Regions from separate parts of the Homo sapiens genome. Here region 1 is linked to region 2. A link is a loop called in an ENCODE intact Hi-C map of the cell type or tissue named here. Cell type or tissue: sigmoid colon. All regions are shown on one strand. Each heading gives the region's core, and the rest is flanking DNA. Links, peaks and the distances in the headings are about the cores only.

Region 1 (10,857 bases), core at 2,363-7,362, 54 kb after region 2:
ATTTTTTGTAATCACAGAGACAGCTCTAACTTTGCCAGATAAAAGTATTAATAATAAAAGGAGATTTACATGAAGAGTTTTGTTAAGTGGAACCTTAGTTAAATACATCTCTTCAAAAGAAAAGTATGGTGAAACCCCTAGTGACACTATACCAATTCAAATTTTGTACTTTGTAAAGCTAACACATTCTTGAAAAATAAAGCAAGCTCCTAAACAGTTCACTACAAAGCATCTAGTTGATTGTGACAAGAGGATATTGAGCAAAGGATTTATGCTAATTGACCTACATTCCAGTTTATGACCAACTCCACTCTAAATAAAATGAACAGTACCCTACAATAGCCTTAGAAACTTCAGACTCAAGGGAAAATAAGGAAGATTAGCTGATTTTATTTGAAACTATTTTGAGTGGAGCTTATCCCAGTATTCTACCAACACATTTCCACCCAGGCATGAATTTCCACACTCAAATGTTTTGCTGTGAAATTTTAGTGTGACTGTTTAGATTTCTTCATGTTTCTAATTAAAAATTTAGTCTTTAATCATGTTTTTCTCAGGACTTGTGCTGAGTTTTCAGTTGTAAACCCAATGTGAAGCACACTTAACAAGACAGCTCTTTTAGGAATTAGATCAATTAGTCGGCTACCCTCAATTTCTCCTTTCCTCGTATGAGCTGGCTGCTCCTCACATCAAGGAAAAGCGATGTCCTGGGATTTCTGATGCTAGATCATAAGAATCTTTGCAGCTTCTGCTTGGGTTTTTTGGAACATTCATTCTTGGGATGCTGCCTCTTGAAACCTAGCCACCATTTTGTGGAAAACCCAAGCCACTTCAGGACAGCCCGAGATAAACTCGTAGTCAACAGCTGGCATCAACTGCCAGCTATATATATGTGAGCTCTCTTGGACGACCAGTCCAATCCTGTCTTCAGATGGCTGAATCCCCTGCTGTCATCAGGCTTCCAAGGCAGGAGACTTCAAATGAGGATTGCTCAGCAGACAGTCAGCCCTCAGAACCGTGAATGAAAATAATAAATTGTTGTTTTAATCCACTAGTTTGGGAGATCATTTTATGCAGCAATAAATGCTTAGAACATGACTTTTATCTTCTTCCGCTGAGGTTGGGACTCTTATCAGACTTTGTGATTTTCTAAGGAAAATAACACACTAGAAGCCAAATGATCAAAAGTATTATCCAGTACTCTAGCATCATAAAAGTGTTCTTGATTTGCTTAATGGAAATAGCTTAATCTTATCTTCTTTACATGTTTTTTTTTTCTCTAATAGTTACTGGATCAAGAGCTGAGCTACATAAATTTATAGAACCTTGCCCAACCTTCTCATCAAACAAATGAGGAAACAGGATCCCAGAGATTTATAGGACCCATTCAAAGGCATAAGGGATTATCATCTGCTTCTCCTATTTCAAACCTTGGCTCTTGTACCTTGTTCATAACTGTCTCGAGGGTGTCATAGTTTTCCTGAAAAAAAAGGTATGAGCTCAAGACAATACTGTGTGTCATTATTTTTTGTCTAAATTTGCAAACAATTTTACAGATACTTAACCAACTCCATTGTTACTCAAATTGAGTAAGAGCAAAATATTTCCATTGGATATTTTTCTCTTGTCAAAATGTGTATACTCTTAAATCTAATGTGGAATGTTTAAGTTGTCACATTTCACTGTTCTTATGTTGGGGCATTTAGTACGTATCATGCAGTTGGCATCCTTCTTCAATCAAACAGGATTTATCCTTTCCCTCCCTGTCCCTCAACCAGTACTCCTTATACTCACACTTTCAAATAGATAATTCATTTCATGGGTTTTCCTCTCACTAAAGGTTGGTAACCCTTTCATCTTTGTTTTCCTTTTTGTTCCTGTGTTCTGATTAAATTCTCATTATGTGTTCCTAACATACTAAATATTTGTGTTTAGATGTCTTGCTATTACCTCTTTTTTTTTTTCCTTTTTGTTTGAGACTGAGTCTCTCTCTGTTGTCCAGGCTGGAGTGTAGTGGCATGATCTCGGCTCACTGCAACCTCTGCCTCATGGGTTCAAGCGATTCTCGTGCTTCAGCTTCCCGAGTAGCTGGGATTACAGGCGTGTGCCACCACACCCGGCTACTGTTTGTAATTTTAGTAGAGACGGTCTCACTATGTTGCTCAGGTTGGTCTCAAACACCTGGCTTCAACTGATCCACCCAGCTCGTCCTGCCTCTCAAAGTGCTGAGATTACAGGCGTGAGCCACCGCACCCGGCCTTGCTATCACTTCTTAATAACATTTCAAATATGAAATTAATTTCTTGTCCAAAACATGCAGAAAGTAAACCATTGGGTTTATCCTTTAAATATTCTATCAAGGAACCCACTGCTTCCCCAGTCTTCAAGATTTCAAATTTCTAGACAAAATCTTCTATTCATTCTCTTATTGCTCCATTTCCTAATTTTATAGATTTTTCACTTGACCTATCTCTCATCAATCTTTTGCTCTCCGGTTCCACTGGCTTAGACATGTATCATATTCTATTATTATCATATCATATATATCATATAATATTATTCCCAAACTGGTTTAGGCATATATCATATTATCCCAGGATTACTGTGACAACTGGATCTGTCTTCTCCAACTAATTCTGTTTTAAACAACATTTTCACTAATCTCATTATGTCTTCCCTGCTCAAAAACCTTCCATGACACCCTACCTCCTATCATTGCTTTTAAAAGCTCTCCAAAATCAAATCCCATCCTGTCAATCCAGCTCCATGTCTTACTGTTCCCCAAACACACCTCCTTACTGCCATGAGAAGGAGCTCCTTATTCTACCTAGAACCACTTCCTTTCCAAATGTTTCACATTCCTCCAAGACAGGTTCAGTACCACTCCCATTAAACTTTTCATAATATCTGTCAAACTAAATCATATTCAACATCATTTTTAAACAAAACAGTAATCAATGGTCTCATAGTGATATACATGTAGTCTCATAGTGATATACATGTAGTCAAGTAGAACAGTAAGTGTTGTGTTCAGGAGAAAATGTAAAAATATTCCTGACCTATCTTTCCAATGGGGCCTGAAATTCCACAATTAGAGATTCGCAGGTTAAAGTTCATCTTAAAGTTAAAATGTAAATACTCTTAGCAATGTGTTAGCCCTGCAGTTTTTTTAGTATCAACTATTTTGTTGCATCCTTTCTGCAGAGTGAAATTTTGCAGTGGAGGGATAGCCCTGCTGCATACCTAGAGAAGCCGAGGACATCAATGAGGAAATCAAACAATAAAAGGAAGAGATGCCAAAATTGCAATTTGCCTACTTTGCAAATAACTTTTTTTTTTTTTTACAATCAGCCTTGTGCATTATGGATATGAAGGACTATAAATTATTCAGAATGTTTGATTAACCAATTACTCTCATTCTTCCACAGTGCTAGAGTTCAGATTTCTTCTTCTAAGACAAATGAGAATTGATTGCTACATTCATCCCCAGAACACTATCTTCCTTTCTTTAAGTGATAAATTTTGGTTTTCATGATACCAGGAAAAAAACAAAAACAAAACAAAACAAAAAAACTGGATTCCATTTGTTGGCGCAATCCAGCATTCTCCTACGCTGTTTTTCCCTCTTATCCTAGCCATTTGGACTCTAATGCTAAACTCCCTACCATCCCTACTACCACTAAATAGAAGAGGTTCTGAGTAGTGAAGTTTTATTTTTCATAAGTAAATTAAAAGAAAGAGGAGAGATATGGCCTTAAGTGGCCAAATGTTTTCTATTTCCCCTATGCACTTCCTTCCTGCTTTCCCCACTTTGCCCCTCTTATTGGCTCTTCCTAGTCTCTGGACTGCATACTTGAATCTCTGTCCTGAGTTCTGGCTTCATGCTGTCACTCTCCCCTGCTACAGGCCTGCTCTTTTCTCTATTTCGCTCACCTCTGGCTTCCTCACTTGCTTCCTCTACTTCCATCTAAAGAGAGTTCAGGAATATTTTTAATCTGTCCTACTAGGCCCCTGACTACGTAAGTTTTTGGTGACCTCAATTACAACAGGAAAAATGTTATCCACTTCTGGCAGTAGAAGGAACAAACAAATTTTAGGTATCTGTCAGATTACAGACAGGAAAGAGAACTTCTAAGAGTTACAGACCAAGCTTTGGATCCTGACAACTCAGCTGTTAACTCCACACCATCCCCCACAACAAAATCTTCCTATAATTAGGGATGATTGTTAATTATCCATGGGCATTGAAGCAAAATCCAGGACAAATTGTTTTCACTATAGTAAGGAAATGGAAATTAAAAATAATTAAGTTTGAAATTATGAATACCTTACCTTTGATAGCCAGTCCTCTCGAGCTTGAGGTTACAAGGGTAAATTATGTAATTCTTTCTAGACATTTTATTATGTTGGATCCAAATGGCATTTTAATGCTTTTAATACAGCTAATGAATAGACTACATCAAGTCAATTATTTTGACTTTCCATTTCTGACAGCTTTTCTCCTGTGTGAGCATAGAAACAAGAGTTTATAGGCTCAAGTGGTCAAGTAGAACAGCAAGTGTTGGGTTTAGGAGAAAAATTTAAAATATTCCGGACCTGTCTTTCCAATGGAACACAACACTTAACAACCAAATAAAAAAAAGAGCCTGAAATACTCTCTGCCACACTTGGGAAAATGTTTTATCTTTCTTTTTTAACCTGAAAATACTCCTTCCTTTTCAGAAAACATTTAAAGACAGTCCTTCTTAAGACCATTTCCAACACTGTTTATACAAAGGCCCTAAAAATGGGTCCTTCTAAGACACTTCCAGGGGTCAAGCAAGAAGAGACTATGAAAGTCTTGATCACAGCTAACATTCATAGGCAAAAATGTCCTCAGCTTTCTCTTTTTTCCTTTCTTCCAAGTTGGCTACTGTCTATAAACTCCAGAAATTAGTAGTCAAAGCATCCCCTAACCCTTGAGCCTGTGGGAATACAGGAATTTCAACCCGAGCACGTCAGTCCCCAAGGCCTCCTTTACTCTTGGAGAAATCCCTCACAACAAAGGACAAGGGAGAAGCAAGGGGGAGGGGCGCCCAGTGGACTTGGCTGGAAGAAGTGAGCGGGCTGGGGTTGGAAGAGTAACTCGGGCTGCGGGCTGAACGCAGTCGGCAACCGCGGAAGAGCAGCATCTCCCCTGCGCCTGTGGATACGCCAGTCCAGGGATGGCGAGTGCTTTCTCCTCCCCAGCTTCTCCCTCGCTCTTCGAGGTGACTCGTGGGACCCTGCGTCCTAGTGCTGGGTGTGAATCGGCTATTTCACACCCAGTTCTTCCTCCCCTCCGCCACACGCAGTCACATTCCTGGAGCTATTCCAAGCTGCCTCCGCTAAGCACCGAATAAGCGGACCCTGCCTGGAAACTTGAGCGAAGCTGAACTGCGCCGAACTCCACCGTCCAGTGACCCGAGCCAGTGTGGACGCCCTTTTAATCACGCTGTTTACCCAGGTGGAATTTAGGAAGAATCAGCCTTCAGCCTCAACCTCAAACCTTTTGTGCAAATGGGCACTTCGTTTGGAAAGGGACTAGAAATTGTCCCCAGTCTGGCCCTGCACCAGCACCTTCCTCTGCTCAAACCTGTACAAAGTGGAAGTTTTAGGAAGTTTCCATTTCTCGTGCCCCGTTTCAACTTGCTCCCCAAAGAGAACATGAAAACGTGGGAACTCGGGAGGACAGAGATCTCCCTGTAATCGCCTCGCTATTCGGATCCTGGGTCTCTTAGTCTTTCTTTATTTCCCAAATACCGCCCCCAGCACGGTAGACCGGACCCCCAGGCTTGGGTCCTGGGGCCGGCGCAGAGGATCAGCGCCCAAGCGCAGCCCCCCACCCTCCCGACCCACTGTAAACAGTCGGGCACCCTCCCTCGCCTCCAGGTGCCACCCCATCGCCATCGCCTCTCTCCCAGAAAAAAAAGTCCGGAGACAAGAGGGCGGGGGGCGGGGGACGCCAGGCGCGGGGGGAACAGAGCTGGGAAGGACGCAGTCTGAGGCCGAGGAACATTCATTTTCTTTCTATAATGCCCATTCCCGAGGCCGAGCCTTTGGGCGAGGTGTACGCGCCCGCCCGCGCACTCACCCATGGCCCGAGGTCCTGCTTCTCTGCAGTCCCCAGAGGAGAGCGAGTGACCAGACGCTGCGCGGGGCCAAGTTCTCCAAGCCGCGCTGAGGCTCCTCGCGCCCTGGCAAGTGACAGCCTCGCCCCTCCCAGCGGAGACAACTCGCAGGGCGCCTGGCGACTCTGCGGGCGCACAGACCCCTCCCTCTTTCCACCTGCCTCCTCTGCGAGAAGCCCGTTTTCCTCCCCTTCACTGTGGGTCTCCTCCCCAGAGGCCCCCACCCTGCCCCCTTTCACTTTCATTAGAGACACGTGCAAAGTCTCTCTCCTAAATACATTGAATGCACATTACAGACACACACGTTGTCTCAGCACCCCACAACCGACTCGGTAGCCAAGATAATGATCTCTAAGTGGAGTCTGGAAATAGATTATTCCAAAAGACAGGTTTCATATGATAATTTTATGTTCCCTTGTCTTCTGTGTACCATTTTGTTTCTTAATGATAATAACATTAATAAAGACAAGAGGAAGAGAAAATTCTCCCTTTAATTTATCCTTTGTCATCTCCTCTTTCTTCTACATAAAATATGTTTCTGTAATTGGACAAGGTTATAAAGTTCTAAAAACCATACACTCAAACACACATGCACACACCCTGACATACACACACACACACATCATAATATGCAGAAATCACCTGGAAAATAAACAATTCAATCCAAGAGGCAGTTGATGAGGCTGAAAGAGCACAGGGCTTGACAGTTGAGAGGATGAGTTGTAATCCTGGCTCATTTCCTAATTTGTAAAATGAAGGATCTGGAAAAAGTGATCTCTAAGGTCTCCTCAAGCTAAAAAAAAAAAAAAAATTATATAACTCTATGGGTTATTGACCTAGTTCTTTCAAGAGTCATACTGGAGAAGTTATTTCAGTAAGTCAGTCCCCAAGGTGTACACAGCTTTTTCATGCAAAGCACACCCAAAAGTATACATATCTATGCTGTGAGCAAGTGGAAGAATAAAATAAAATGGATATGATTACTTACCTTGAGGAACATTGCTATCTAATGGGGAAAAGGTGATATGAAAAATAAATAACAATATTTTTAGCAGAATGCATGGATAAATGCAGAGCATATCATTCAAATGCCACATAAACATCTGCACAGCTCTTTCTCACGTAATGGAAGAGGTATACTCCTGGCAGGGGTGTGTAAATGCACTTCAGTTACATGGGAATACAGTTATTCTTATGGGAGGGGAAAGGAAGTAGTCAACAAAAATTAAAAGTGTTCAACATATCATTCAGAAATGCATCACCCTTCTAGAAATTGACTAACATGAACTGTGACTGTAGCAAAGCATAACACTAATACATTTGTTCAATAAATATAAGTTGCTGGCTCACACTTGTACTTCTGGCACTTACAGAGCCTGAGGCAGGTATATCCCTGAAGCTCAGGAGTTTGAGATCAGCCTGGGCAACATAGTGAGACCTCGTCTCTCCAAAAAAATAAACAAAAAATTAGCTTGGTGTGGTGGTGCACGCCTGTAGTCCCAGCTACTTGGGAGGCTGAGGTGGAAGGATCACTTTATCCTGGGAGGTTAAGGCTGCAGTGAGCCAAGACTGCACCACTGCACTTCAGCCTGGACAACAGAGTGAGACCGTGTCTCAAAAAAAAAAAAAAAGATAAGTGATAGATTTTGGAGATTGATTCATAAGCTCAGTTTTAGGATCACCACAAGCAACTTACAATCTATCTCCTGAAGACTTATTCAAAATAATATTTGAATTCTAAAAATTAGAACTGTTTTTTGTTTTTTTCCCATCGGATTCTATGATAATCCTGAAATACAAAATAATAATTATAACATAAACTGAGTACAGTGTGCTAAGTGTCAGGCATTGTACTAAGGGCTTCATATTAGCTAATATAATTCTCACTAAAAAAGGAAAATACTGTTATCCCCACTTTACAGATGAGGGAATTAATCCACAAAGAGATTAAACACTTGCCCAAATTCTCATAATAAATGGGAATGCAAAATTCATACCCAGGACAAAATACTCCAGAGTTCATGATCTTAGTCAGTTAACCACATTGTTTCTCAGTATCCAACTGGTTTGCCACATGCTTGAGAAAGATGGTGATATCTTCCAACAATAAATATAATTCATAATTTTTTTTTTTTTTTTTTGAGACAGAGTCTGGCTCAGTCACCCAGGCTAGAGTGCAATGGCGCCATCTCGGCTCACTGCAAGCTCCACCTCCCGGGTTCATGCCATTCTCCTGCCTCAGCCTCCCGAGTAGCTGGGACTACAGGTGCCCACCACCACGCCCGGCTAATTTTTTTTTTTTTTGTATTTTTAGTAGAGATGGGGTTTCACTGTGTTAGCCAGGATGGTCTCGATCTCCTGACCTCATGACCCACCCACCTCGGCCTCCCAAAGTGCTGGGATTACAGGCGTGAGCCACCATGCCTGGCCTAATTCATAAATATTTTTAACATTCCCAGTAAAATATATGAAATTTAGAATACACTAAAGATACAAATCATCATATACTGGCTTTTAATAATCAAAATCATGATGTTTTCTTTCCTTTGCCTTATTATAAGTGAATAGATCAAAATGTTGATGTTGAATTCATTTATCTTACAGTGATGATGTAAATGGTGTCAGTATCCTAGATCTCAGGTATAGAGAGGCCATTATCTCCCCTGAAATCTAACAAGTTACATAATTTTATATGGGATTCAATAAACATATAAATTAATTCATTATCTTACTTAGTACATTATTTTTTTACTCTAATTATCCGGTATTTCTGCTTTCTCATTCCTGTCACCTAATTGTCCATCAAGTCCTAAGGTTCTGTTTCCAAAATATTCTTCCCATTCATCCCGCATCTTCAGTTTCATTGCCTAGACCACCTTTTAGCAAGTCCTGTGGAAATATAACTAACACTTCTTTTTAAAAACGGAGATACTTACCAACCATGGGACTCAAAATTAAGGCTTTAGCTAAACTTGTAAAATTCTGAGATGAATATAAATTTTTCTTTTCTTTTCTTTTTTTTTTTTTTGAGATGGAGTCTCGCTTTTGTTGCCCTGGCTGGAGTGCAATGGCATGATCTTGGCTGACTGCAACCTCTGCCTCCCAGGTTCAAGCGATTCTCCTGCCTCAGCCTCCTGAGTAGCTGGGATTACAGGCATTTTTTAGTAGAGACGGGGTTTCACCATGTTAGCAAGGCTGGTCTCAAACTCCTGACCTCTGGTGATCCACCCACCTCTGCCTCCCAAAGTGCTGGCATAAGCCACCGTGCCTGGCTAGAAATTTTTCATGACATAACCTTGTTGAAGCCAAGGGAAGACTTCCCCTTTACTCTCTGAAAGTTCACTGAAAATCAACTGAGCAAAGATGGATAAATAGGAGAAATGGCATACAAATTTATTAATGAGCACAGAGAACCATAGAGTGATTACCTCAACCCCCAGTGGGGTAGCAAATCTTATATATTCCATCTTGAGGTTACAGAAAGAATTGGGGCTTTTATCATGGCAAAATAGGATACGGTGGCAAGACAGCTTATGGGAGGGGGAGAAGAGGAGCCCGGGCTTGCAAAGCTGGTCTTTCTATGCAGATGAAACCTTGCAGGGCTCAGCCCACACCAAGAACACAAGGTGAATGTTTCTTTCAGACTTTTAAAGGTGTCAGACTCTCAGTTAATCTTTCCTATATCCAGACAAAGGAAGGTCTCAGAGAGGGCCTGGCTGCATCAATGCAGGTTTTCTCTACTGATGCGAATCTCCCCCCACAAAAGGCAGCTTTTCAGCTATTCTTGAATTTCCAGCTTTTCTGAATAGTTTTCTTGAAATATGTCAAGAAAATATATTTGGAGAGGAAATATTTTAGTTTCCTTCTGTTCCCCTTTGGAAGTTTTTCTTTAAGAAAGTTTCACTTATTAAAGGCAAGGTTGATAACTTTGGAAAGATGTGAGTTAAAGGTTGCTATTTAGGAGGCAGGCAAAGGAGGAGAAAAACAAGTTAGGATAAGCAGAAAAGAACAAATTTAAATATGTTATCTCATATCTTCTCGAATCAGCCTCTTAGTCCTGAGAAAAGTTCAGTTGAGTTAAACAGCAGGGTCCCATTCCAGGAGGCGGCATGGCAGATGGGCTTGACCTCCATATACAGTGCAGACAAACAGATCTTTAGTAAGAGGCATTTCTGTAGAAACATAAAAAAAACAAAGATTAATGTCTGGAGTAGTCTATAAACTAATTTTTCTAGCATCTCTGAAGCATCTTTAGATGGCAATCTGACAGATTTTTCTGGATTGTAGTTCGAATCAGGTATTCAAATGAACGTTCGGCAGAGTCCAGACATCAATAGGCATGAAGACTGTTTGTATGTAAGTTTCTCTAGTGATTTCCCTGAAAGTTTATATCATGTTATCTAGTTTTAGTTTGCAGAGCTTTAAAAAAAAAAGCATGTTTTTAATTTCTAGTGATTTCAATTTAGAAAAATGAGAGAAAAATTTGAAAACCTTAAAGACTTGTAGCCAGAAAATAATTCAGAATGCAGTCCAAATTGTAGGCAAATAATAAAAACTTAAAAACAATGGACAAGGCTAAAATCCAATAACAGGCATACTATAGTTTTCTTCTGAAACATATGTTTCTCTCTGTAGTCCCCTAGGTCTACCAAAGATAAGACATAGTAAGACCAATTTATTTGCAACATAAGTTTTACTCCTATTGTAA
Region 2 (10,857 bases), core at 2,722-7,721:
ATGATCACCATTCTAACTGGCGTGAGATGGTATCTCATTGTGGTTTTGATTTGCATTTCTCTAATGACCAGTGATGATGAGCTTTTTTAAATATGTTTGTTGGCCACATAAATGTCTTCTTTTGAGAAGTGTATGTTCTTATCCTTTACCCACTTTTTGATGGGGTTGTTTTTTTCTTCTAAATTTGTTTCAGTTCCTTGTAGATTCTGGATATTATTCCTTTGTCAGATGGAGAGATGGCAAAAATTTTCTCCCATTCTGTAGGTTGCCTGTTCACTCTGATGATAGTTTCTTTTGCTGTGCAGAAGCTCTTTAGTTTAATTAGCTCCCATTTGCCAGTTTTGGCTTTTGTTGCCATTGCTTTTGGTGTTTTAGTCATGAAGTATTTGCCCATGCCTATGTCCTGAATGGTATTGCCTAGGTTTTCTTCTAGAGTTCTTGAGGTTTTAGGTCTTATGTTTAAGTCTTTAATCCATCTTCAGTTAATTTTTGTATAAGGTGTAAGGAAGGGGTCCAGTTTCAGTTTTCTGCGTATGGCTAGCCAGTTTTCCCAACACCATTTATTAAATAGGGAATCCACTCCCCATTGCTTGTTTTTTGTCAGGTTTTTCAAAGATCAGATGGTTGTAGAAGTGTGGCGTTATTTCTGAGGGCTCTGTTCTGTTCCGTTGGTCTATATATCTGTTTTGGTACCAGTACCATGCTATTTTGGTTACTGTAGCCTTGTAGTATAGTTTGAAGTCAGGTAGCGTGATGCCTCCAGCTTTGATCTTTTTGCTTAGGATTGTCTTGGCTGTACAGGTTCTTTTTTTGTACTATATGAAATTTAAAGTAGTTTTTTTTTCTAATTCTGTGAAGAAAGTTAATGGTATCTTGATGGAGATAGCATTGAATCTATAAATTACTTTGGGCAGTTTGGCCATTTTCACTATATAGATTCTTCCTATCCATTAACATGGAGTGTTTTTCCATTTGTTTGTGTCCTCTCTTATTTCCTTGAGAAGTGGTTTGTAGTTCTCCTTAAAGAGCTTCTTCACATCCCTTGTAAGCTGTATTCCTAGGTATTGTATTCTCTTTGTAGCAATTGTGAATGGGAGCTCACTCATGATTTGGCTCTCTGTTTGTCTGTCATTGGTGTATATGAATGCTTGTGATTTTTGTACATTGATTTTGTATCCTGAGACTTTGCTGAAGTTGCTTATCAGCTTAAGGAGATTTGGGCTGAGACAATGGGGTTTTCTAAATATGCAATCATGTCATCTGCAAAGAGACAATTTGACTTCCTCTATTCCTATTTGAATACCTTTTATTTCTTTCTCTTACCTGATTGCCCTGGCCAGAACTTCCAATACTATTCTTGAATAGGAGTGGTGTGAGAGGATATGCCTGTCTTGTGCCGGTTTTCAAAGGGAATGCTTCCAGCTTTTGCCCATTCAGAATGATATTGGCTGTGAGTTTCTCATAAGTAGCTCTTATTATTTTGAGATACATTCCATCAGTATCTAGTTTATTCAAAGATTTTAGCATGAAGAGATGTTGAATTTTATCGAAGGCCTTTTCTGCATCCATTGAGATAATCATGTGGTTTTTGTCATTGGTTCTGTTTATGTGATGGATGATGTGTATTGATTTGCATATGTTTAACCAGCCTTACATCCCAGGGATGAAGCCAATGTGATTGTGGTGGATAAGCTTTTTGATGTGCTGCTGGATTCGGTTTGCCAGTATTTTATTGAGGGTTTTCGCATCGATGTTCATCAGGGATATTGGCCTGAGATTTTCTTTGTTTGTTGTGTCTCTGCCAGGTTTTGGTACGAGGATGATGCCGGCCTCATAAAATGAGTTAGAGAGGAGTCCCTCTTTTTCTATTGTTTGGAACAGTTTTAGAAAGAATGGTACCAGCTCCTCTTTGTACCTCTGGTAGAATTCGGATATGAATCTGTCTGGTCCTGGGCTTTTTTTGGTTGGCAGGCTATTAATTACTGCCTCAATTTCAGAACTTGTTATTGGTCTATTCATGGATTTGACTTCTTCCTGGTTTAGTCTTGAGAGCAATGTTCAGAAATTTAACCATTTCTAGAAGCTTATTTTCATTTCGATAACAAGTAGCAGACAATAATAGATTTAAAATTATGTACCAATGTCTTTTTCATTATATGTGGTAATAAAGTGCCAAAAAACAAGCTACAAGCTGTTTGTGGCCTAAGATATGCAAAGAATTAATTTTTGTGCTGGCATATACTGTAATTAGAAATTGTTCTGTGCATCATGATTAAACCAGTAACTATGGTAACGAGAGCAGGAAAGCATGAGTGCAAAAGGAAACAGCCCGAGTAAGTCAGGGATAAGCTGCATTTCATCTTTCTTTTTAAGTGTTTGTAATAAACAGAACTATCTATAAAATGCATACTGATTTTTATTCCAATTCTTATCATTCATTTACATAGATTAAAATACATTATTCCTTGAACATATACACACACGTACAAGACAGAACAGACACAGATTATTACCACATATGGAGAGCATACAGCTCTTAACAGTATTATCAGGGGAATACCATTACAATCTCTGCACATCTCCCTCATTTTCATAGGGCTGTATGAAGAAAATGACGGAGCAGAACACTCAAGTAAGAAATCTACAGTTTCTGGCTTTTGCCTTTTGGCCACAAATTTTCAGCAAAACTGCTTGACTCTTAGTGGCATGGACGACAAATTCAGATTAGCAGGCAACAGACATGAATACAAAGGAAACCAGCGCAACACTATTCCTAATAATGCGTTTTGTAGGCTTTACCGACTGCAGTCTTCAACAGACATAAATACAGACGTCTCAGTTTCAGAGACCTCGAATCATTAGTCTTCATGTACATTTTTTTGTTTTTTGTTTTTTGTTTTTTCGGTCCCCAAACCATCAAGTGGTATGAGAAATAATTAGAGCAGTTTCAAAGGAGAAGATCAGTCAAAACTGATTAAAGGTTTAAAAAGTAAGCCTTTTGAGAAAAGGGTGTTTTTTAAAAAAAATTATTCATTGAGGCTAGAAAAGACTCTGTGACGAAGCCAAGTACGTGAGTGTGAACAGCAATTATCTCACTACGGAAAACAAAGCAGAATGAAACAATATAAATTTCAGAAAAACAATCTTAATTTCTGGAATAACTTCTTACTGTACAGATATAAGAAACTGCACGTATCACTAGATAAGCTGTGTAATCTAATTGAATTTATTAAAGGAGATGAACAAGCATCATGTTCTTGTTTAGTACAAACAAATATTTAATTTAGTGTTTCCATAGTAGAGTTTCTCTATAAAGAATTGTAAAACTTTTTAAAACCCCATCTGAAACAGAAATAAATACCACCTGGTATCACTTATAAGTGGGAACTAAGTAATACGCACCCATATTACTCAGTTGTAAATAATACACACCCATATTACTTAGTTGTAAGTAATACACACCCATATTACTTAGTTGTAAGTAATACGCACCCATATTACTTAGTTGTAAGTAATACGCACCCATATTACTTAGTTGTAATATAACTTATAAGAAACATGTTATATAAGTTGCAAGTAATATAACTTATAAGTAATATAAGTTATAATATATGTTATAAGTAATATAACTTATATTACTTGTAAGTTATATTACTTATAATTAAGTAATACGGGTGCATATTACTTACAACTCAGTAATACGGGTGCATATTACATACAACTCAGTAATACGGGTGCATATTACGTACAACTCAGTAATACGGGTGCATATTACGTACAACTCAGTAATACGGGTGCATATTACGTACAACTCAGTAATACGGGTGCATATTACGTACAACTAAGTAATACGGGTGCATATTACTTATAACTAAGTAATACGGGTGCATATTACTTAGTTCCCACATATAAGTAATGGACATAGAGAGTGAAATAATAGACACTGGAGACTTAGAAGACTAAATGTGTAATGTACGCTATTTGGATGCTAGTTACATTAGAAGCCCAGACTTCACCACTATGCAGTATATCCACGTAACAAAACAGTACTTGTACCCCCTAAATCTATAAAAAATCTATAAATTTATAAAAATTAAAAAAATTAAACTTCATTCGAATGTAAAGTTAATGAGGAAGTTAAATTATTTCAAAGATTACAAATTGAGTATCAACTAAGACAAGGCACCAAAAACAACTGAGTGTTTCAGGAAAATTTTTAAACAAATAACACTGATTAGTTAATGTTCCTATCATCTTCCATTCATTTATTCATTGTGCCAACCAATATCAAGCACCTGCCTTGTGTGAAGCACTGTTCTAGGGTCTGGGTCACAATCATGAAAAGATGCATAAATCTCTGTGTCATGTAGCTTCCATTCTTCTAAGGGAGACAGACAAAAACTAGTAGAAAATAAATTACACTATTTAGATGATGGTAAGAGTTCTGGAGTGAATAAATGGGTGATGTGATGAAGATGAACTGTCAAAGCCTACTTTTCTAGGTGGGTCAGGGAAGACGTTTTTGAGGCAGGTGGTCCATAGAAGCCAGCGATGTGAGGCAGAGCATGTCAAGAACAGGGAACCGCAAGCACAGCTGTGGAGTGTCCGAGGGATAAAGATGGCAGCAGCCCAAGCACTGTGGGCAAGGGCAGGGCAGGACGATGCCAGGCTACAGAGGTGGGCAGAGGACAGACAATTGGGGCCTGGTAGAGCATTCTGGGGCTTGGATTTTTAAAATGCCTTTATCCTACCATCACATTTCAGTGTTTCTGATTTGGGGAGTGATTTATAAGAAAGGTGCCTTTAAGAAAAACCAAAATATGCTTATTCACGCACAACTTCTGCTCAACTTCCTGAGAGGAAGCCAAAACTGGAGATTACTGCTGTACTGGAAGCCAGATCAAAAAAGAAAGCAAAATCATTTAAGAGCCTGCATTTGAAAATGCTTCATTTATAGGATGAAATGAAGTGTGTGTGGCTTTCTTATTGCTTTCTTCAAGCCTAGATATATTAATCATCATCTTCATTAAAATCCATTTGATGCCATAAAAGGACCAAATAATTTTCTTTCTAATTTTCAGAAACTGAGTGCTGTTATATAATTTTAAAATCTAACTACAGAGTCTTTAAAAAAAAAAAAACACTAGCTCGAATTTCCTCAATAATTCTGGCTATTCGTTTTTCAATTCTTATGTGTTTATTTTCCATTTGAACATTTAGCATTAGAAAATCTTCCTGTGATTTCCACAGCAACCACTAGAGGGAAAACTTCGACTGAAGAAAGTCATTTAAAGACACTATCTTAATAATATTTCTTAAGTACAATATTAAGTATAATATTTCTTAAGTCTAATATTCTTAAGAATAATATTTAAGTCTAACATTCTTAAGAATAATATTTATTAAGTGTAATATTCTTAAGAATAATATTTCTTAAGTCTGAAGAACTCAAAAATAATGATGTCTTCAAGATAAAATATTATAAAAGCACATCATAAATCCCACATGCATTTTCAAGTTATTCCTGATAATAATGAGCATTTGTGTTGTAATACGTATTCTGCAAATGTTCTTGCATTCATTACCTCATTTGTTTCTCCAGATGAATGGCTAATAGAGCAGGAACTATGATCACTCAGCTAAAATAAAAAAACACAAATAATTTAACCAAAGACACCCGACATTTTAATTGCACAATCAATATTACTACTGAGGGCTGAGTATATTTTTCAAGTACACTATGTTGTCTCCTCACTACTTTTTTCAAAGAAAATATGAAAATATTGTGTTCTCAATTTCCTCATCATATTCTAGATTTTTTAGTAAAATACCTAGAACACAGTAGGCACTTGATAATTAGTGAATGTATGCATGCATTCATATATGAATAAAAAGATGAATGAAGGAACAAAGCCCTACTTTTTTTCTATGCAACACTATATGCCAACATAGCACCTAGCAATAGCAATAGCAATAGCAATAGCAATGTGTTTTCCAAACACATCCCATTTCAGAGTTAGTAAATGCAGAGGACACCTGAAGATAATACTTGCAGCTTAATAAGTGCTACAGAGAGGACATGTTTTTGTGATTTTTTGCTCCAATATTATGATACCCTCATGTTATAGACAGGATGTGTCCCCCTGAAAGTTCACATGTTGAAATCCTAACCCTCAAAGTGATGGTATTAAGAGGTGAGACCTTTGGGAGGTAATTAGGTCATGAGGGTGGAGCTCTCATAAATAGAATTAGTTTCCATAAGAAAAGACATGAGAGAAATGATTTTTCTTTCCTTCATAGAAGAATACAATGAGAAGATGGCCATCTGTGGGCCGGGAGGAGGGCCCTCGCTGAGAACCTGACCATGCTCACACCCTGGTTTTGGACCCCCAGCATCCAGAACTCTGAGAAATAAAGGTTTGTTGATTAAGCCCCACAGTCTATTGTATTGTGTTACAGCAGTCCAAACTAAGATGCCACATCTGATTCTACCTCCTTTACATTGTTTGACTTTTGAATATTTGAACTCTAAAATTATGATCAATCCATCAAACTTTATATAATTCATTATCGTAACTCAAAAACACAAATATATCATATGGGTTAATACAACCACATAAGAAATCAGAAAATGCTAACTGGAAGTGAGAAGAATTATAATTGTGATTCTGTCTTTTCCTTCTGCAGGAATCCTGAAACACTGGCCACAAAGTTATGCTATGGACTCATGCCCCTACGCAGTAAAATAACAATGTTAATACTAACTTACTATCAATTGTTACTAGATTGAGCAAAGAACAATCATTAAAATGCCATAGATCCTTGAAAACAAGCAATAATTTCCTGATAAAGATGAGATACTTTTCTTATTCTACCAACAAGACTGCATTTGGTGGTAAGTGTGTGTGTGTGTGTGTGTGTGTGTGTGTGTGTGTTGGGGGGATGTGGTGGAGGGATGAGGTAGATTTGGATATCTCTTTTCCCACAGTTGAATTCCCTTCCATGCAACTAAGAAATCAAAAAAAGCTCCTAAAATGAGTAGCTAACTTAAACATTCACAAAATATTTTTAAAAGAAATACTCAGAAATATCAAAAGGAGTTATCCATGGGTAGTGTGATAAGAAGTAATTTTAATGTTCTTTTTATGTTTTTATGTAATTTCTCATTTGTTTGCAATGAAAATATGTATATCCTTTTTTAACAATTGGGAAAGTTTTTTCACTAAAAGTCAAGTTTGTTTATTTTTGTTGTTGTTTTTGGTGGTGGTGGTAGAGACAGGGTCTCATGGCTGTGTTGCCCAGGCTAGTCTTGAACTCCTGGCTTTGAACTCTTAACTGCAAGTGATCCTCCTGCCTCAGCCTCCCGAAGTGCTAGGATTACAGACCTTAACCACAACACCTGACCAAAAGTCAAAGTAATATAAATTTTACATTACATCTTAAAATCATCATTAACTGTGTTTGGCATATATTTTATGTAAAACAAATATGAGTTTGTTTGATTTTTTATCTAAGAAACTAAATAATCAAGGGCTGTTAAGCTGAACCATAGCTAATACTCCTTGCATCTTCTTATCAAGAGCTAACTTTAGTAAAGATTCCTTCAAATCAGTAAATAAATGAGGTTGTCTTTGGCTGATACTTTCAGAGTCCTCAGAAGTTTGATTTTAAACTCATGAAAAAGATAAAGCTGAACCGACAGGCTTTACAGTCTTGTTCATTCTTCACATTTAGTACATTCCTTGAATAGATGGTATTGTCAACAGCTTGTTTAAAAATTGTCTGATATCTGCGCTAAGTTGTTTGGATGACAATTCATGAAACCAAATAGAAAATAAACACTGTAGCCTTATGAGTTCTCACCACATATTTTCAATAAATTTTACAAGTTCATGAGTGAAGAAAGATAAAGTTCTTAGTAATCAGACAATGTATAAACACCAATGGATCACAAACATTTTTGTAAAGAAAATAAAGTAAGGACACCCTCAAAAAATCCTAAAAGCACACAAAGTTCTCCATTAAGAAAGCAATTCATTTTGCAATGAATATAAAGGGAAACAAAATTATATACACTTTGACAAAGTTAATATATTTCTTTCTACTGTATTGTGATATTTTAAGAACTCTATGGCCCATCCAAATGCAGATGTGTAGTTACATCATTAGAAAAGAATAAATAAAACTTTATTAGCTATGGGTCTAACAGAGTCTCAATGAGACATAATAGATGTTTATTTTTATTCAATTTTTTTACATTATTTTAATGGCTTTATTAATTAAAATAATTACAAAAGTGCCATTGATTCCTAAGACAAGACATTCCAAGCACATAATATGTTCTATACAACTGGATATAATTTTGAAATGTGAAAATAAGAATATAATACTTGTGAATTATTTCCAACTTTCAACAAAACTTAAATATTCCAGGTTTAACCATGACTTTCCAGGAAAGGAATTGCAAGATGATGTCTGGTTATTGAAACGTGCTTCAAAAGTGGAAAAAAGTAGCTTTGGGGGAGTTTTTACATTTAACTTTACTCTCAAAAGAACCTAGGACAATCTGCTGCAGTCAACAGATTGGGCAGTGCTATTTTTTGCTGTGCCTGAGTGTGCTGGCAGGGGAAATGAGGGGACAAAGTCCTCACTTACATTTAGAGAAATGTATTATTTTCATGAAAGTATTTTTAAATGACACACAATAGTTCTAAATGTCATGATATTTCTTGTCACCTTAAATGATTAATAGCAAGAATTCTATTATTCCTACAGAAATTATCAGCCATAATTTCAACAATGTTAATTTCTGAATTATCAAAAATATTTAGTTGAGTAAGAAAGTAGAGCTCTGAAACTAAAAATACTTACAGGAGCAGAGATAATACTAAATGTTAAAATATAGTATTTGTAAGACTTTTTTTTTTCTCCCATGAATATTTAGAAAGCCTTTTTGGTTATTTCAGGCTTCTGTTATACTGAATGCCACCCATTCCAAGTGACCACTGGGAAAGGGAATTTCATCTCTGCAACCTAGAAATTACTACTCTTAAATACAACACGTCGATAAATAATTGGAAAGCTTCATCTATCATCCTGCCTACTGAACTCCCCATGGAATGAAAAACGTCACCTTCTCAAGATGCTTATCTGCCCAACTGACCCTGTAACAAGCCATTTTTCTTTATAAATAGTATTTCATGTGAAAATACTACTTTTAGTAGGAAAAATGGGTGGAAGAACCATACATTATGATTTTTTAAATCTGTGGATATAGAAGTGAAGATGGAGATAAAACAGTAAAAATAGATATTGATTCCCATGATGTCCATATGATTAGGCCATGAACAGACAGAAAAGGAAAGAGAGAGGATAGAGTTGGACAAGCACTGGCCTATAAGTCCGAAATTTCTGGATTCCATCCTCATTACCTCTGACGGCGAAATAATCTCTTGAGGCTTCAGTGTCCTTAACTAAAAATGAGGGGAATACCATCTACCTTGAAAGGCTGTTGAAGCAATGAGGCTTTAGGCATTTAAAGCAACTAGAATACGCACAGTTAATAAGTAATAGCTAATAAGAAATATGAATGAATTGCAACAATTTTCTGAAAAAATATCTGGATTTATCCCAGAATTATATAGCTTTATACAAGTCAAGGCTTCTTCACATTTATATTACCTGGGTAGTTAATGGTATTGGTTAATGCGGAGCGTGTTTGTGAATGAGATAAGACTTAAACTGGTAAACTTTTCATAAGCAGATTGCCCTGCATAATGAGGTGGGCCCCATTCAATCACTTGAAGGCCTGAATAGAAAAAAAAAGACCAGCTTCTCTGAACAAGAGGGAATTCTCCAGCAGTCTACCTTCCAACTTTCCCTACACCATCGGCTCTCCTGGGCTTGCAGCCTGCTGGCAGCCATGCTGCAGACTTTGGACTCACCAGCCTCCATAATCATGTGAGTCAATTCCTTATGATAAATCTCCTTCCACACAGACACACATTCTGCTGATTCTCTTTCTCTGCAGAACCATGACTAATACAGTGATATTACAAGGCCCAGGTGACCAAATATCTCAGAGACAAGTAACTAAAACAAATACCTCAGAGACAAGTAACTAAACTTTCCTTTTCAAGAGTCAAAAATCTGTTTGACTCTTGAGAGTCTTTGACTTTTGAGAACATTCTTTTATGTTTGAAATATTCAAGTTAAGATACTATATTCCTTAAGAAGCTAGGAGAAGTTCGTTTCTATGTACACTTCAAAGCTAGATGTCCAAGGAGTCTAGTGGAGTTCTAAGCTGCATAATGGATTCCCATGATGGATTGTAGCTTAAGGTAGTGATCTCAGAATGGATGTCCCCAAAGCAATGGAATTAACATATTATTCAGTTATTTTCCCAGTTGCCCATTGTAACAAGGAGCGGAGGCTACAGTACCTCCACCTTCTTAGGGTAAGGATTGTTGTAAGAAAAAATTTTAAATTCTTCCATTTAAGCAACATGTAACTAGGAATATTAGAAAGCATTAATCCATTCACTCATTCCAGAGATATTTTTGTGTACATCTTTCCTGAAAATTTTTGTAATACATTTTGTCCCAGAGCCCACAAAATCATATAATAAAATAGATAATGAGCCATCCTGTCCACCAATGAGTCCAGTCCTGGTGTATTACAATGCCCAAAGAAAGCAGAAATCCGGTGGGGGCATGGGAACTTGGGCCTGTAATCTCAGCACTTTGGGAGGCTGAGATGGGAGGATCCCTTGAGCCCCACAGTTCAAGACCAGCCTGAGCAACATGGCAAAACCCCATTTCCACTAAAAATATAAAAATTTGCTAGGCATGGTGGCGC

Evidence for each region. A loop is a pair of places that touch in the nucleus more often than their neighbours do. Peaks named below come from ENCODE experiments on the same cell type or tissue, not always from the same donor. Only the 100,000 strongest peaks of a DNase experiment are listed, where the experiment ranks them.
Region 1: a loop joins it to region 2, with 3 times the contacts of the local background. A loop is called at or near these places in 5 of 110 quality-filtered maps.

Annotation. Positions count from the first base shown.
Region 1 is chr4:175,996,197-176,007,053 of GRCh38, forward strand. It overlaps a transcript of GPM6A not described here. Among named protein-coding and RNA genes, the nearest start is that of WDR17, 64 kb to the right of the region's middle. In sigmoid colon, for the core only: no CTCF peak of the experiment used is centred there; DNase peaks (open chromatin) are centred at 5,085, 5,335 and 6,205; H3K4me3 peaks cover 2,990 bases.
Region 2 is chr4:175,942,060-175,952,916 of GRCh38, forward strand. LOC107984113 (a long non-coding RNA gene) reads right to left here. Exons shown (of 4, transcript XR_001741924.3): 3 at 5,586-5,639. It also overlaps a transcript of GPM6A not described here. Among named protein-coding and RNA genes, the nearest start is that of WDR17, 120 kb to the right of the region's middle. In sigmoid colon, for the core only: CTCF peaks have their summits at 5,241 (motif pointing right) and 5,443; no DNase peak of the experiment used is centred there.